3 separate regions of the Homo sapiens genome follow, and regions 2 and 3 are each linked to region 1. The links are chromatin contacts, found by Hi-C or POLR2A ChIA-PET in ENCODE. All regions are on one chromosome and are shown on one strand. The core of a region is the stretch at or near the end of the contact, and the rest is flanking DNA. Distances in the headings are between cores, read along the strand shown.

Region 1 (5,074 bases), core at 1,613-4,112:
AGAGGTGAGATTAAAGCAGTGATGTCACCAAGGGCTGGGAAGTGGGTGCCTCCATGTTCACTTTGCCTCTGCCATCTACTTTGGCCCAAACACGGCACTAAACTTTTCTAGGGCCCAGGAGCCTCATCCCTAAAAACAAATCATTGCAAAGCAGTTATCACCATGATGGCCATCTGCAGGTATGAATCCCTTTTGGGAACATAAGTGATAAATAAGGGAAATCAGGGTTGGCGGGGGTTAGATTTTCATTTCTAAAGGTCTCAGTATAAGCCTTTATTTAAAGCTACAAAGTTGAAAATTCCCCAGTAAGTACTGTTCTCTCTCGGTATTTGTGGGGAATTGGTTCCAGGACCCTCGCAGATACCAAAATTCATGGATGCTAAAGTCTCTTTAGATGAAATGGTGTAGGATTTGCATAAAACCTACACACATCCTTCTACATACTTTAAATCATCTCTAGATTACTTATAATACCTAATACAATGTAAATGCTATGTGAATAGTTGATATACTGTATTGTTTAGAGAATAATGACAAGAAACAAAGTCTACATGTTCAGTACAGACACAGCCATCCATATATACATACATATATATATATATATATATATATATTTTTTTTTTTTAATATTTTGTATCTGAGGCCAATTGAATCCATGGATGAAGGACCCATGGATACAGAGAGCCGACTGTAAGAGGAATTTCTTATAGGCAACAGCAACACACGTTGTGGCTGATAGAGGGTTTCATTAAACAGGGAAAAGAAGTGACTGGCTCTGTCATTAATGGGTTCAAAGATTGAGGAAAAGCCTCAATCATTGCTGAGGAGCAAGGAGGTCTTATACAGAAATTCCATACTTGGACTTGAATTTGTGTGACCTTGGCTGAGCCGCTTAACTCTTAGGAACCTCATCTGTAAATCAAGGGAATTTGGGTTAGAAATGCAGTGATTTTTAAATTTTGTTTTTTAGCTTCTAGCTGTACATTACAACCACCTGGGCAGGGAGTAAAATCATGACCCCTATCCCCAACCCCTTTTCATTGTGATTTCAGCAGCTCTGGGGGTAGGGTCCAGGCAATTCTTAAGTACGCAAGACTGAGAATTTCTGGATTATAGCATGTCCAAAAACTGATTCTCAGAAGGGAATAAAGTAAATGAAGCAATGGAAAGGAATACTGGAATTCCTTAGCCATTCTACGCACACAGGCCTCGAACCATTGTACTCACCTGAATGCCTAATTTGCCTATTTCCCTCCAAGGCCAAGTCCCCTCTAGGATCAGGGTGAGGCTCCCGCCAAGACAATCAGCACTTTCCCAACAATCTGCAGGGACACATGTAGTTTTCAGACTGAAAGGAGGATAGCAGGAAGTCTGGGTCCCTAAACACTCTGGAGGTATTGGAACAGATGTGTGGAGGTCCCACCATCTTTCCTACGCCTCCTCCACACAGTGGGGTGGCCCCTGCAGCAGGTAAGTGATGAGCGAGGCCCCAACCACATCTAACAAGATGGCCACTCTGTCTGCCTGGCTGGCTGATGCCAGCACCAGCCGCTAGCTCCCGACATGCAGGACTTAAAGCATCTGCCAGACTGGTGCCAGCTTTTGATCAGTACCATGTTGAGCCAGAGACCTGCAGGGAAACGGTCAGGCTCCCTGTAGTCGACTAGCAGGAATCTTACTGAAGAATTTGAGCACAGATTTAAAAGTGAGGTGCAGGCAGGGGGAAGGGGTGTGGGGGACTGCTTGACAGAGGCTGTCTTTTCAAGGCCAGGTTATTCCATCTCTGCTAAGGGAAGAGACACCCTTTCCTGGCTGGTGGTTGGAGCAGGATTTCTGGGCTCCCTTTGCACATTTTGCTGCTCTGCCCTGGGGGTCAGAGGGAGTCTTTTAGCCTCAGCTCATGCATCTGTAATACCCTGAGACCACCGGGATGGGTCCCTAGTCTCCCCCGTGTCCAGCTCCACGGTGTTGCAGTAAAACCACAGCAGGGCCGTTTACAAGACACTTGACGACTCCAGCCAGTCCACTCGCCAGAGGGCCTGCAGGAGGGCTCCTGTCTTCTAAACGAGTCCTCTGCGGCCTAGGCTGCTGTCCTTAGGAAACCCAGTCTACATCCTTGGCAGACATTCAGAGTGCCCCTAAAAGCTGTGTGCTAAGATGGGGAGCCCCCTCCTCCACTGCCCCCTTCCTGGGACACCAAGCCAAGTGTTAAGCAGAGGCCCAGCCCCAGAAACAACGCGTTTTGTGTCTGACAATAGCAGCCTACGTGACTTGAAGGACTCTGCTGTTGGTAAACCAAATGCACGCCAGTTTTGCTTATTTGCTCTAACCTTCAAAGAACCTAGAGGTCCCTTTCTAGTTCAACAAATAAATCCAGTTCCACTCTAGCGGGCCTCCTGGACAAAGTTCCATTGTTACGCCTTCCCTGAATGTCCACTGCTCGCTCCCTCTCAGGCACCCTAGCCCCACGCCTGTTCACCCTTCTTTCGTTTTGGGATAAATCAGCCTCCTTTTTTTGTTTTGTTTTGTTTTGCTTTAATTCTTTCAAAGGGTAAGGAATGTTGACACCCCCGAAACATGCCTCTGATGTCTGGGTAGACTTCAGACGGCTGTATTTGAACGTGCGCTGACGCAGTCGGGCAGATTGGGTTAAACCAAATATTACAATTGCAAGAACTCATCTGGAACTAATAATTTTGAGGCCACCGAAAGTAAAAGGGCCCTGCTTTGGGGCTGGCCAGCGGCAGAGGCCAGCTCGGGCCAATGCTGCCACCTGCCGAGGGCGCCGGGAACAGGGTGCGCCGCCGCGGCCTTCCTGTTTTGCTCTGGCCCCGCTCACCGGCTCCCACGCAGACAGGTTCGCCAGCCAGCCAGACCAGGGCTATTTTAAAAGGCTAGCGCCTCTTCCCAGCCCTTGGTGTAAAGATAGCTAGTCTGGCTGTCCCGTGTCTTCGCTGAAAAAAAGACAACTTCCCAATTATAGAGCCGGGGCTGGCTACAAAGGCAGTTGCAGTTGGAGTCCGATTAAACACGTGCCGGGTGGATTACACAGATCATGTGTCAGTGGCTCGCCTAGGAGGAAGGCTCGTTTAAGTTCAGGATTTTTATTTTGCGGGGGATGATGGGGACGTACAACTCTGGGTTATGTCGGCGCATTGCTGAACTGCGAGTCACATGCCAGATCCAGAAATGATGAAAACATCTGTTTTTGCTTTAGACCAGCGAGGCTCTGGCGGTGGGGAGGGGCGCGAGAGGGACGGGAATGGCTTTGCTCACCAGCACCATCTGCTGAGCCTGCTGTGGAAACGCGTGCGTCCCCAGCACAATGCAGGTTGCCACTCGCCCCGGGAAGGGGGAGATCAACAGGTGGGGGTCTCTGCCCGGGCGATCACTCTCCATGGAGGACAGCCCCGATTGTGCCCTGGGGACTGTGCAATCCCGTATTGTCTCGGAGTGTTCACAACAAAGAGCTTTGTCCCTGAGGACTGCCCGAGGGCAGAGGAGGAGGAGAGAGAAGCAGCAAATGAATTCCCAGGTTGGGAAGGAAGGAGGTAAAGGGGGAGGGGAGTAGCTCCTTAGTGGTTTGCAGACAGTAAAAATTTGCTGTTCTTTCTGGCTGAAATCTACCAGAACAAAGGAACCACGTCTCTATGAAAACTCCCAGCTGCACTTCCCCCCACCGTCCCTCTTGCCTGCGATGGTAGCTTTTGCTCGGCATGTCTGAGAATGTTCCAGTATTCACAGAGACCTTTCTGGTCTCTATGACCAAAGTATTCACAGAGACCTTTCTGGTCAGGCAGGGCTTGACCAGCCCTTCAACGTGCAATCCTCCCAGCTTCAAGAACCCAGCAATGGGATGGTTCTGAATCGGAGCCATACTGACAGCCAAGCCAACGGCATTCTTTCGATGTACAGCAAATATTTACTGCCTGCCTGCTAGGTGCCCGGAACTCACTCAGCATAACTATTTGTCATACAGCTTAAAAAACAATACAAATATGTCAGAGAAAAATGTATGTTTAGTGTCAAGTGCGTGTTTGAGACAATGACAGCTCTGAGTTGAGAAGCAAGGCGAGGATTGCAGACCTCGAATCTACCTTTCCTCAGTATTTGGGGGCAGTTCTGAGAAGAAGCTGGATTCCTCCAGCTTGTGTTTTGGGTTGTGTAGTCAAATCCCCTGAGTAACTGATTTTAATCAACCTGCTTCAGCTCTGACCTCCAGCCCTCTGGCGTTAAAGATAAATCCTCTACAGTTCCCATCCAAACGGCATCCATTACTCACAATCAGAATTGGGTGGGGACCTAGATTCCACTCCCAGGAATCTCCTCTGGGCCAGGTACAAAATTCTGAGCTACAACCAGATGAACAGTACTTCCCAACAACACACAGAGAGGTTAATCCAAGGGAGAAAAACCTGGGTCAAATGAAAAGATCGAGGCTTGCAGACCTCATTAAGCACAGTGCCTCCCTTTACACGCAGCTACCAAACACACCCTCAGCTCTCTGCTGCCCACAGCTGAGGTTCCCAGAAGAGCAAATGCTGCTGATCCGGACCGAAGTTAGTCTCTTCCGTAGGCTCATTTTTGCCCACTTACCTATAAACTCCCAAGTTCAAAAAGGAAACGGATCCTCTCCATTCCATCCCTTCTTCCATTTCACTCCCAAATAAGTATAGAAAGAGCTGCCATTTGCGTGGGAATGGGAACTTTACGCTAAGGGATGAGTCGGAAAAAAGCCTCCTTCCCATTTTACAGCTGGACAAAAAATGTAAGAACCATCCCGATCCTCACAGAGCTTGCCACCAGCTATATCCCCAGTGGCCACATCCGTTCCCACAGGACTCACGTTCTCAAATTATGAGGGCGCAAACAAATCCCCAAAGCCATCTACAAGTCCGTTGGTCAGTCACCTGCTCCGCTCTGATGTTGAAAGATTACTAGTTCAGGGGAGCCATGCGAATCAACACAATCAACTTCACTTTTTGTTTCAGGCCTCAGAAGATTAGAACATGAGACAGCACTTTAATCTGGTTTGGTATTGGGCTGATGTGGAGAGTTCTGATGAATTTTCTTT
Region 2 (5,074 bases), core at 648-3,147, 1.0 Mb before region 1:
GAATAAACAAGGTTTGCCCAGAGATAAGGGAGGGGAGACATAAAGTTATTGCCTGTAATCCCAGCACTTTGGGAGACCGAGGTGGGTGGATCACCTGAGGTCAGGAGTTCGAGACCAGCCTGGCCAACATGGCAGAACCCCATCTCTTCTAAAAATATAAAAATTAGCCCGGTGTGGTGGCGCATGTCTATGGTCCCAGCTACTCAGGAGGCTAAGGTGGGAGAATCGCTTGAACCTGGGAGGCGGAAGTTACAGAGATTGCGCCACTGCACTCTAGCCTGGCGACACAGCGAGACTCCGTCTCAGAAAAATAAATACATAAATAAAGTTATCACCTGAAAAAAAAATGTGAGAAGGGAAAAAAATAAAAAGGACTTTCATTTACTTGGCCCTCACTGATTAAGTTTGGCCAACTCTCCTGTTCAGGTGCTGTAATTCAAAGATGAAAAGAAGCTGCGCCCAGTCCGGACGCCAGGCCTTGTGTCCCCACCTAAGAAATCTGCACGGCAGGGATTAACCAGGGGAGAAGGGCCTGGCCGCTGGGCCTTGGCTTCCTCTTAGGCAGAGTTCCAGCCCCTGAGACTTGAGCCGACCGGCCTGAGACGACTCCGGCCGCCGCCACCCTATGCTGGCAAACAGGCCTCTCCCCAGCAGGCTCCAGGGGCAGCCACCTGCGCTCTCCCTGCCCTCCCCTACCCCACTCTCCTAGAGGAAGGATGAAGAACAGCTCCCCCTCCTTACTCTCAGGCACCCACAGATTTCTGAGCTGCCGTCACCACTGACGAGAACCCAGGTCCCCTGGAGGGATCGCTTCTCCTTCTGATTCCATCCTCCCCATCAATGAACACGCAGGAACACCCACGCTCCCGCTCCTCCTACTCCAGGGGGAGACCGAACCCGAGAGCGACATCCGGAGCTGGAAGCCGCTGCAACGGGGGCGCCGGCCTCCCTGCCCCGCAGTCTCCCGCCCTTTCCCAGACACCGGAGGATCCCAGACCAGCCCAGTATTCCAGACGGAGAGGGTGCCCGAGTCCTCCGCAGGGCCCCGCCTCCCTAGGCGCTCGGCGCTGGAGACCTAGGGGAGCGCGCGAGAGAAACGCTGAGCTCCACCCGGCTGGGGCGGAGGCTGAGCACTATACCCGGGACTCGAACCCCGCGCCCTCGTCCCCCAGCTTTAGGCATCCCACGGCGAGCCCTGGCCCAACGCCCCCGCGCCGCGTCTTCCCCCGCACCCCCGCCCGGAGCCGAGTCCCGGGTTGCCAGCGCGCCCATCCCGCCCCCAACAGGTCTCGGGCAGCGGGGAGCGCGCTGCCTGTCCCGCAGGCGCTGGGAGGCGAGCCGGAGCGAAGCCGAGGGCCGGCCGCGCGCGCGGGAGGGGTCGCCGAGGGCTGCGAGCCCGGCCACTTACGCGCGGGCTCTGGGGAACCCCATGGAGAGGAGCACGTCCAGCGCCGATCCATGCTTGATGGTGCCGGGGCGCTGTTGGCGGTTCCTCCGGGGGGTGACTTTGCTGTACAGCTCCTCTCTCGCAGCCATGCCGAGCGGACTGGGGTGGCCGTACTGAGCCATGGCTCAGCGGCCAGCCATCGCCAGGGAAGGAGCCCGAGCCGGATGGTTCGGGAAGGAGGAGGGAGTCGGGCTGGGCCAGGGGAGGGGGCTCGGGGACCCAGAGCCAGGCAGGAGGCGGCGGCAGCGGAGGCGGCGCTCCGAGCTTCCCCAGTGTCGGGACTCTGACGCTTCCTGGTGAGGCCACAGGAGCCAGAACGCCGGCAAGCGGCCGCTGCGGGACCAGCCTCAGCCACTCGGGCCCCCGGCTGCCCCCAGCTCTGCGCCTGCAGTAGCCCTGTCTCCTCCGCCCCCTTCCCTCTCCTCGCCTAGCAGTCCGGGAATTTGCAATGAGTAATTTTTGAATGGATCAAAAAGGAAAAGGAGCCTTGTGGGCTGGCCCTGACTTGCCTGTACCCGGGCCCCGCCCCTCTCTTAAAGCGGCCGCGCTGTCCGAGGCTGCTCCGTGCGGGCAAGAGCTGTAGTCGCGCTACTTGGAGACGGAGGATCCCAACCTTATGGGCTGCTTGTGTGCTTCACCTCCCGAGAGTCACCCCCGGCGCCCCAGCCCTCTCCTTGGCTGGCATACCCGCCCAGCTGGGCCTCAAGACAGGAGATCAACCCATCTCAAGTTTCATGTGATTCTAGATGCGGTTATTAATGGAAATTGGGTGAACTGGTGGATGATACTAATGGACCAGAAGGCCAAGCCGTAAGGCCTAGGTAAAAGGTTTTGCTTCTCAAAGATCCTGCAAAACCCAAAGGGTTGTTAGGACCATCGGAAGTTGAGTTCCCAATCAGCCGGCCAAGTGGCTGCACTAAAGACCTACTGCGCTCTACAAGGTTATGGTCAGTGACTGAATAGTGCCTTCCCGGTGGGGCAGAGGGGTTGGGGAGAAGGACCTCAGGTTCTCAGAGGTGGCAGGACCTGGGAGGGGACAAGAAAAGAGGGACAGGGCAGAAAGAAGAGGGAAGGGAAAAAGAAAGGAGGAAGGAGGAGGAGAAGAAGGAAGGGCTAGGAGGGTAGAGGAAGAAGGAACAGAGAAAACATACTTCCTAATTATAAGAGGTGTTCAAAAGGGAACGGGCTTATTTCATTAGGGAGTGGATATCCTGTCAATAAAAGGATTCAAAGACGGACCGAATCACCACTGCACAATAATAAGTGAATTGTATCATAGGCTGGACAAAACTACTCCCACTGCAAAGATGGTGGAAGCCACAACCATATTGATGCCCCATGCCCCACCTGGTGAATTTGGCTGGGGGATGCTAACCCTCTTTCGTTTGGAAACAAAGTCATTGTCTTCAGTCAGGGACAAGGGTCCCACTTGCTATAATGAAAGAGGCAATGAGTACACCCTAACTGATAGTCTTTTTTGGGTAATAATAATAATAAAACCTAACATTTATTGGGCTCTTGTATGTGCCAGTCATTGTGCTAATCGTAATGAATGAACTCACTGAAGTTTTATACTGACCCTAGGAGTGTGTTTAATCATTATCCCAGTTTTACAGATGAGAAAACTCAGCTCAGAGAGGTTGGGGAAGATCATAGAGCTGGTAAGTGCGTAGCTACAGCACTCGTATCCACTGCGGTGCCTTAGACAAGTTACTTCTCTCTACAGCCTAATTTCCTCATTGGTATGGACCGTGGTAACCTAACCTTGCACACACTGGGTTTTCCAGAAATGTCAGTCCGGGCCTGTCCCTGGTTGGAATATGGGGGAGGGATGGTGACCAGCACCCATGGAGTGGCTTTTTGAGGTTGCTTTATAAGGCCTGTGAAGGTTTTACCAGGGGAAATGATACAGTGTAACTCCCTGAGCCCGGAATTGGTTTCCTAAAGAATAGCCAGTGGTGTTTGGAAGCAGGGAGATAAGACAGCTGGAGCTTAAGCAACAATGTGTATTAATTCTGCCTCCTGCTGTACAAAGGATGAGGGAAAATTAATGCTTCCTGGGTAGTAGCTGCTTCCAGAGCAAAGGGGATATCCTGGAGACCTTGCAGAATGCTCTTCCAGGACATGGAGCAAAAAGACAAGACTGGGCTGGCAACACCATACCTAGTATTAGCCTCCTTGGATGTGTTCGGTAAAACATGCTGGATTTTATCCAGTATTCTGAATTGTTTCCAAATGCCTGGGCTGAAAGTCAAATGATCTGGATCTTAGTCAAGAGATAATAATGTATGTGAAAGCGCTTTGTAAACCATAAAGCGCTACATAAATGATAACTCAAATTTATTGAGTACTTACTATATGCTGGTGTTGTTCTTTGCTTCTTACATATGTGACTCAAACAATTCCTTGACAAGACTATGAACTAGGAACTACTTTACAAATGAAGGTGCTGAGCCAGAGGTCAAGTATCTTGTCCAAGGTCACATGGCTAGTAAATGGCAGAGCCAAGATTTGAACTCTTAACATTTGGCCAAACAACTAGTTAACGACCATTGTTATGATGATAAAAGGACACCAGCCTTTAAGATAGTTTTTTGACTCCATCTATGCCCCTTGACATAGAATTGCTGGATCTCTGTTTCTCCAGAAAAATTGAATTAATTGTCTTTCTCCCTGCCTTTAGGCAAACTGTAAGATAAAGGAAATGATGCATATAAAAATAGTTTTAGGTAGACTGGAAAAAGCACTATGAAAAACTAGGCACCTGAGATGCAAACTGTTTTTGTCTGGGACACTTTTACAGAAATCCCAGCTTGGCTTCCTCACTTGTCTTCAGCTCAGTGCAAACCCCTGTTTTATTTAGGACTCCTGCCATTTGTTCTGCACTGGGTTGGGGGGCTGGCAATTCAGATGCATTGTGCTTTAATTGTGTTGACGTTGAAAAGCTAGGAAAAGCTTCATAAATGTCTACACTGTTCTATTACAAAGAGAGAAGAGGGGGGCTGGGTGCGGTGGCTCACCCCTGTAATCCCAGCACTTTGGGAGGCTGAGGTGGGCGAATCACAAGGTCAAGAGATCGAGACCATCCTGGCCAACAAGGTGAAACCCAATCTCTACTAAAAATACAAAAATTAGCTGGGCATGGTGGCATGTGACTGTAGTCCCAGCCACTCCGGAGGCTAAGGCAGGAGAATCGCTTGAACCTGGAAGGCGGAGGTTGCAGTGAGCTGAGATCATGCCATTGCACTCCAGCCTGGTGACAGAGCAAGACTCCATCTCTAAACAAATAAATAAATTGAGAGAAGAGAAATGACTATTCATCTGGCAGTATATCTTACAGTGGCCAAAAGAAGTGAGATGGGAGTAGGGGTCTTGCACAGGGACAGAGCTGACACATCAGCATGAAGTTCCTCCCTCAGAAGGGAAAGCAAGTTGACATGTCTCCGTGTGTGGTCATGTCAGAATCCACTCTGGACCACAAAGCTCTCTTTGTTCATGTGAGCATGTTTAACCCTCCCTCATTGGCCCCTGCCATATTTTTGCTATGGTACATCCTCTCAGATGGCCAGAGGGAGACCCAGGATGGACCCAGTTGGCTGCACTCACAATTTCTGAAGCATGTCCTAT
Region 3 (5,074 bases), core at 682-3,181, 780 kb before region 1:
CTTTAACTGGTTGCCTCAGAAGCCTCCCTGTTTGAATTGCTGTGGGTGTGGAAAGAATGGGGGGTGGTAGATGGAGTTTGACTAGTAAGAAGAGGGAGTGGAGCGGAGCCCATGGCAGCGGAGGCTATAGGGGGAGTTTCCATGTAAGAAACTTTTGGTATCTGGGAACAAACGATTTATTACCTAAACCTCCCACTCGCTTGATAGATTGCTGTTGGCATCTGCGTTATTGGAAAAAAAAAAACAAACTTGCTTCTTAGAAAAAAAATTGATGAGGCAAATACAGGACATTCAAATACAGCAGTGGGAAGGAAAAGAAAGGGGAAAATGCACTTGGCAAGAATTCAGAGACAGCGAGAGCCAATTGTCTTTATTGAAATGGCATTGAATTACAAACTCAAAGGAGGGAGTGGCGTCTCTTTTAGTAGAGAAATAAAAAACCATGCCATCCCTACCCAGTAAACAGTGTAGGGAAAACATTAACAACAACAACTCTATGCAAGGTATTTTTTTTTTTGTTTCGTTTTTTTTTTCTCTTCTTATCTCCAAACAAAGTGATCTGTGCTTGCTACTGAAACACCCTAAATATACTGCCCACATACCCTGGTGGTTAAATTCCCTTCAAGAGGGTGACTGGACCAGGCCAACCCTCTGCCCCCAACCCCCTTCTGGTGGAGGCTCTAAGTCTGATATGTCCCGCCTCTCTGGCCCAGCAGAGCACGTTCGCCAAAGCCCCGCAGATGCAGCACGTTTCCAGAACGCGCACTTTCGCAATGGGCGGCATCTCTCGCTCTCTGATGAAGGGTCAAAAATGAGATTGTGGATGAGAACAATTAGAAACTCTAATTACCCTCCAGGCACCTAACAATTATAAGCCACATTCTTATTTTTATAAGGAATTAGCTACAGATTGGACAGTGCTTGTCATGCTTTGAAACATTTCCTGCGTCTTTCTGGCATCACTCTGTTCTTGTTAGAATGCTGGCGTTTCTCACATCCCCACTACCGCGCTCCCCCCGCCCCCGCGCTGCCCCACCTCTCTCTCTCTGTCTCTATGTGCATGTATATGTATATGTATATGTATATGTATATGTATATGTATATGTATATGTATATGTATATGTGTATGTATATATTTTTTGGGCTTGCCAATTCCCGCACCTTCATATACATTACCCCGTCCTTTCATCTCCAAGATGACCTGAAATGACCTTTTGCTTGGCACGAGACGTGATTCAACTGATAACAAAAGAGTTTGGGGGAGGGTAGGGGCGGTGTCTGTCTGCGCCGGGCTGAGGAAGAGCCAGGAGGGGGGCGGAGAAGGGGGGGACCATATCCATTTAAAGACGAATGCTGCTGCTTTTCGCAGTGCTATTTCCTGTAATTAATTTTCCACATATCACCTATCACACGAAAATAAAAGTTTTTTTTTGTTTGTTTTTTTTTTTTTTTTTTTTTTTTTAAGGCATACCACTCTCTTTGTTTAACCGGAGATCCTGGGCTGTTTAGACGTGTCTGTGGGGGGAGCGGAGGAGGGGGGTTGGGGTGGCAGGCCGGGGGAGGCTGGGCGTCCCCCCCGCAGAGAGGCCCGAGCTCTCCGCCGGAATGTGGGGTCGGAACCCCGCAGCTTTCTTTCTTTCTGCCTGGGTGTTTGCTGCTGGGAGCTTCTTTTCAAAGCCACGGCGCCTGCTAAGGTTCCAGCACGCAGTTCCCTTCCATTTTCCATCTGCAGCCTTTGAGGGGTGTGGGCTTTTCCCAAAGCCTTTATTTCTTTGTCGTTTTAGGAAACCTCAATTTTTGCACTGACTCCAGAACTCCAAATGGATCCCAATAGCAAGTCTCATCGATCGTCCCCCTCCCCCATCTTACTTAGGGAGGAAAAAAAAGAACAAACTATTTATTTGGATACTCAGCGAGGTTGTGAGAGTTGCCACAGCAACAGCTGTGAACCTTGCACAGCAAAAGGCTCTTACTGTAGAGTGTCCTGCCTTCCAAAACATCTCCTCTTTAAAGAGACACTGCTAGCGATACTATATCAGTTTGGTGTGTGTGTACATTGACATATCATCGACACCATTTGAAGAGACAAAGGCAAGTGTTTACTTGGGTGGTTCACAAGATAATTTTAGTCAAGCTTGACCAGATGAGATGTGAGAAGAGAAAAATGGACTGTGGAGTCACGTGGGGACCTGAGATTAGAGAACTTCGTGCCCAGAAGCTTGCGAAATGGTAGAAAGTATTCTAAAGGTGTCCTGTCCCTTCTGGAGGTCATAGCTTGCGTGTGAGCTGGCGGGGTTGATTATGCAGCCGTCCTGTCACCCTCTCCTGCACTTGTCGAAGGGATCTTGACATGAGATAGACGCTCTGAGCTCAGAGACGTGAGGAACTCAGCTTCCTGGGTTCCAGGAAGAACTTCTTTTCCCTGAAGTGCCTCATAGGCTAAAAGTTCCATGAAAAGCAAGAGGTTGCTCCACAGTCCCAGTTTCATACCTTCTGGCTTTCCTCGGAAACCGTGAAGTCGTTAATGCCTCATAGGTATTAATATTTGCTAGTCTCTGCAGATATAAAGGTACAATTAAAGACTAGTCCTTAGCCCCTGCCCTCAAGGAGCTGTCGGTCAAGAAGTGGATTAGGTAAACAGATAAATACAGGGAAGAAGGAGTGACTATGGGGCTGCCAGATCCATTACAGCCACCAGCATGATCCCCATTCATTTCTTAGTTCATGGAATGCCTGACAGAATGCCAATCAACATCCCTTTCCTCTCCTTCTTCAAAAGTGCCTCCTTATAGGAAAAATTGTCATTCTGGGCAGATGGGCGCCCAGAAGCTGCCTTGAGAGTCACACTGTGGAAGGGCACTGCTATCATCTTCAGTGAAAACCTCAGCCCAATTTCCAACCTGCTGTAGAAAAGGAAAAATACTAATATTACTGAGTACCCCTTCCATGTGCCATACATGATGCTATTTATTACACATATAATAAATAACACCTATAATAAATGCTATTTATTAAACCTATAGTAAATGCTATTTTATACCTACAATAAACGCTATTTATTATCCTATTGAATCCTCATGCAGTCTTTCACATGTAGTACCTGGTTTTATCTGAGCCATAGGACATAGGAAATGATCTGAGTGACTTGTTTTCTCAATTACCCCAAGGATGGTGCATAACTAGTACCATTCTATATGATAGAAGAGAAATTGATTCCCTTTATACAATGAATGCTTGAAGGCATTAGTTTTAATTCCCTCTCAGGGTCCCTCTTGAGAAAGTTGTGAAGTATCCTAACTTAACAGACAAGGAAACAGAGACTCAGGGAAATTGCTCAAGATCACACAGCCAACAATGCCAACAATAATGGAAATTTCCTTCCTGACTCAAAAATTTATAATCTTTTGAGATAGTGTGAATAGATTGCTCTATACTTCCATTTGACTATTTAAAAAAATAGAGACCGGGTGCAGTGGCACTTTGGGAGGTCGAGGCAGGCGGAACACCTGAGGTCAGGAGTTTGAGACCAGCCTGGCCAACATGGTGAAACCCCTTCTCTACTAAAAATACAAAAATTAGCTGGCGTGGTGGCACATGCCTGTAATCCCAGTTACTTGGGAGGCTGAGGCGGGAGAATCACTTGAACCTGAGAGGTAGAGGTTGCAGTGAACCAAGATCATGCCACTGCACTCCATCCTGGGCCACAGAGTGAGACTCTGTCTCAATACATAAATAAATAAATAGTTAAGGTTAGAATTTTCAGTGACTGACAGTCATACTGACTTAAAGAGTTAGTTTGATTGGAAGCTCTACAAAGACAAGAACTGAGTCTTTTTTTTTCTTCAGTAATATCTTTCTTGGAATTATCTGTCCAGTTAGGCAAAGATTATCACTAAGAAAACCATCATTCATAGTGAAGGGAACACCTTGCTTTTAATAACTCAAACCATTGCCACTCAGCCTGACCACTTACCAGACTTAACCTCACATGACTTTTAAAATCAAACATATCTTCAAAGACTGGAGACATTTGTCATTGAAATCAAACAACAAGCCTTTAGCTCTAAGGCCACTGCAAGAGAAGAGCTGCTAATTCTTGCTAGCAATACCGACCTGTTTGGCAAAGGTGAGAGCTTTTAAAAGCATCATAGTCATTTGTAAGAGTTTTGCTATGACCTCCTCTTTTGTACAGTAAGTTCTCAGTTCAGACCCTGCATCCTTGGGCAAATTACTCAACCCCTCTATTCTTCTTTCTTTTTGTTTTCTTTTAAGATAGGGTCTTGCTCTGTCACCCAGGCTGGAATACAGTGGCACAATCATGGCTCACTGCAACCTTGAACTCTTGGGCTCAAGCGATCCTCCTGCTTCAGCCTCCTGAGTATGTGGAGCTACAGGCATGCACCACCATGCCTTGCTAATTTTTAAAAGTTTTTTGTAGAGACAGGTCTCACTGTGTTGCCAAGGCTGGTCCCAAACTCCTAGCCTGAAGCAATCTTCCCATCTCAGCCTCCCAAAGTGTTGAGATTACTGGCATGGGCCACCTCACCCATCTGACCCCGTTATTCCTTAATTTCACATGAAAAGTGGAGGAATAGTAGCATTTATGACATAGGATCATGGTAAGGATTGCCCTGAGATTAAACGTGTACAGCATTTAGCGCAGTACCTGGCTCATATGAAATGCTATTTATTATGCCATTATTATGTGAATTATTATCATCACTTTTATTTATATTAGAATTGATTGATTAAAATGGATAGTTGACATTTTCTTTCCCATGCCATGGGTGGACCCTAAGCTGTACTGTGAAGCTGATAAGGCTTTTCTTTTTCAACTCTCTGTTTTTCTATCACCATGTCACTACTTCTCTTATTTTTAAACATCCATTTGTCCTGGCATTCCCTTTCTTCTTTCCCTAGCCTGCTCAAACAAAACAAAAAAATCTTGTTCTTAAAATGGCTCTGTGATTAATCATTTACACTAGGGATCAGCAAGATTTCCCTTTTTTTTATTATTATACTTTAAGTTTTAGGGTACATGTGCACATTGTGCAGGTTAGTTACATATGTATAC

What was found. A loop is a pair of places that touch in the nucleus more often than their neighbours do. ChIA-PET counts read pairs that join two places held with the same protein, here RNA polymerase II (POLR2A). Pooled maps may share reads with other maps.
Region 2: a loop to region 1 is called in a pooled map, with 2.3 times the contacts of the local background. The contact joins the promoter of UBASH3B here to the enhancer-like site in region 1. A Hi-C loop is called at or near these places in 2 of 50 pooled maps. POLR2A ChIA-PET finds 5 or more read pairs at or near these places in 2 of 52 experiments (HEK293T and naive thymus-derived CD8-positive, alpha-beta T cell).
Region 3: a map of dorsolateral prefrontal cortex shows a loop between it and region 1 (5-fold over the local background). The contact joins two enhancer-like sites. A Hi-C loop is called at or near these places in 2 of 168 maps with a recorded cell type or tissue (Right ventricle myocardium inferior and dorsolateral prefrontal cortex) and 13 of 50 pooled maps.

Annotation. Positions count from the first base shown.
Region 1 is chr11:121,653,864-121,658,937 of GRCh38, reverse strand. No RefSeq gene overlaps it. Among named protein-coding and RNA genes, the nearest start is that of SORL1-AS1, 200 kb to the right of the region's middle. RefSeq lists an enhancer at 2,892-3,101. Within about 2 kb of position 2,862, at least 35 of the 41 ENCODE cell types and tissues checked have a DNase peak (open chromatin) inside an H3K27ac peak, as active enhancers do; they include dorsolateral prefrontal cortex, where a contact is called at or near this core.
Region 2 is chr11:122,652,545-122,657,618 of GRCh38, reverse strand. It overlaps UBASH3B (ubiquitin associated and SH3 domain containing B), which reads right to left and starts at 1,897. Exons shown (of 14, transcript NM_032873.5): 1 at 1,409-1,897. The coding sequence starts at 1,569. RefSeq lists a silencer at 1,238-1,287 and an enhancer at 1,491-1,992.
Region 3 is chr11:122,437,193-122,442,266 of GRCh38, reverse strand. No RefSeq gene overlaps it. Among named protein-coding and RNA genes, the nearest start is that of MIR100HG, 17 kb to the right of the region's middle. RefSeq lists an enhancer at 178-842. Within about 2 kb of position 1,931, at least 17 of the 41 ENCODE cell types and tissues checked have a DNase peak (open chromatin) inside an H3K27ac peak, as active enhancers do; they include dorsolateral prefrontal cortex, where a contact is called at or near this core.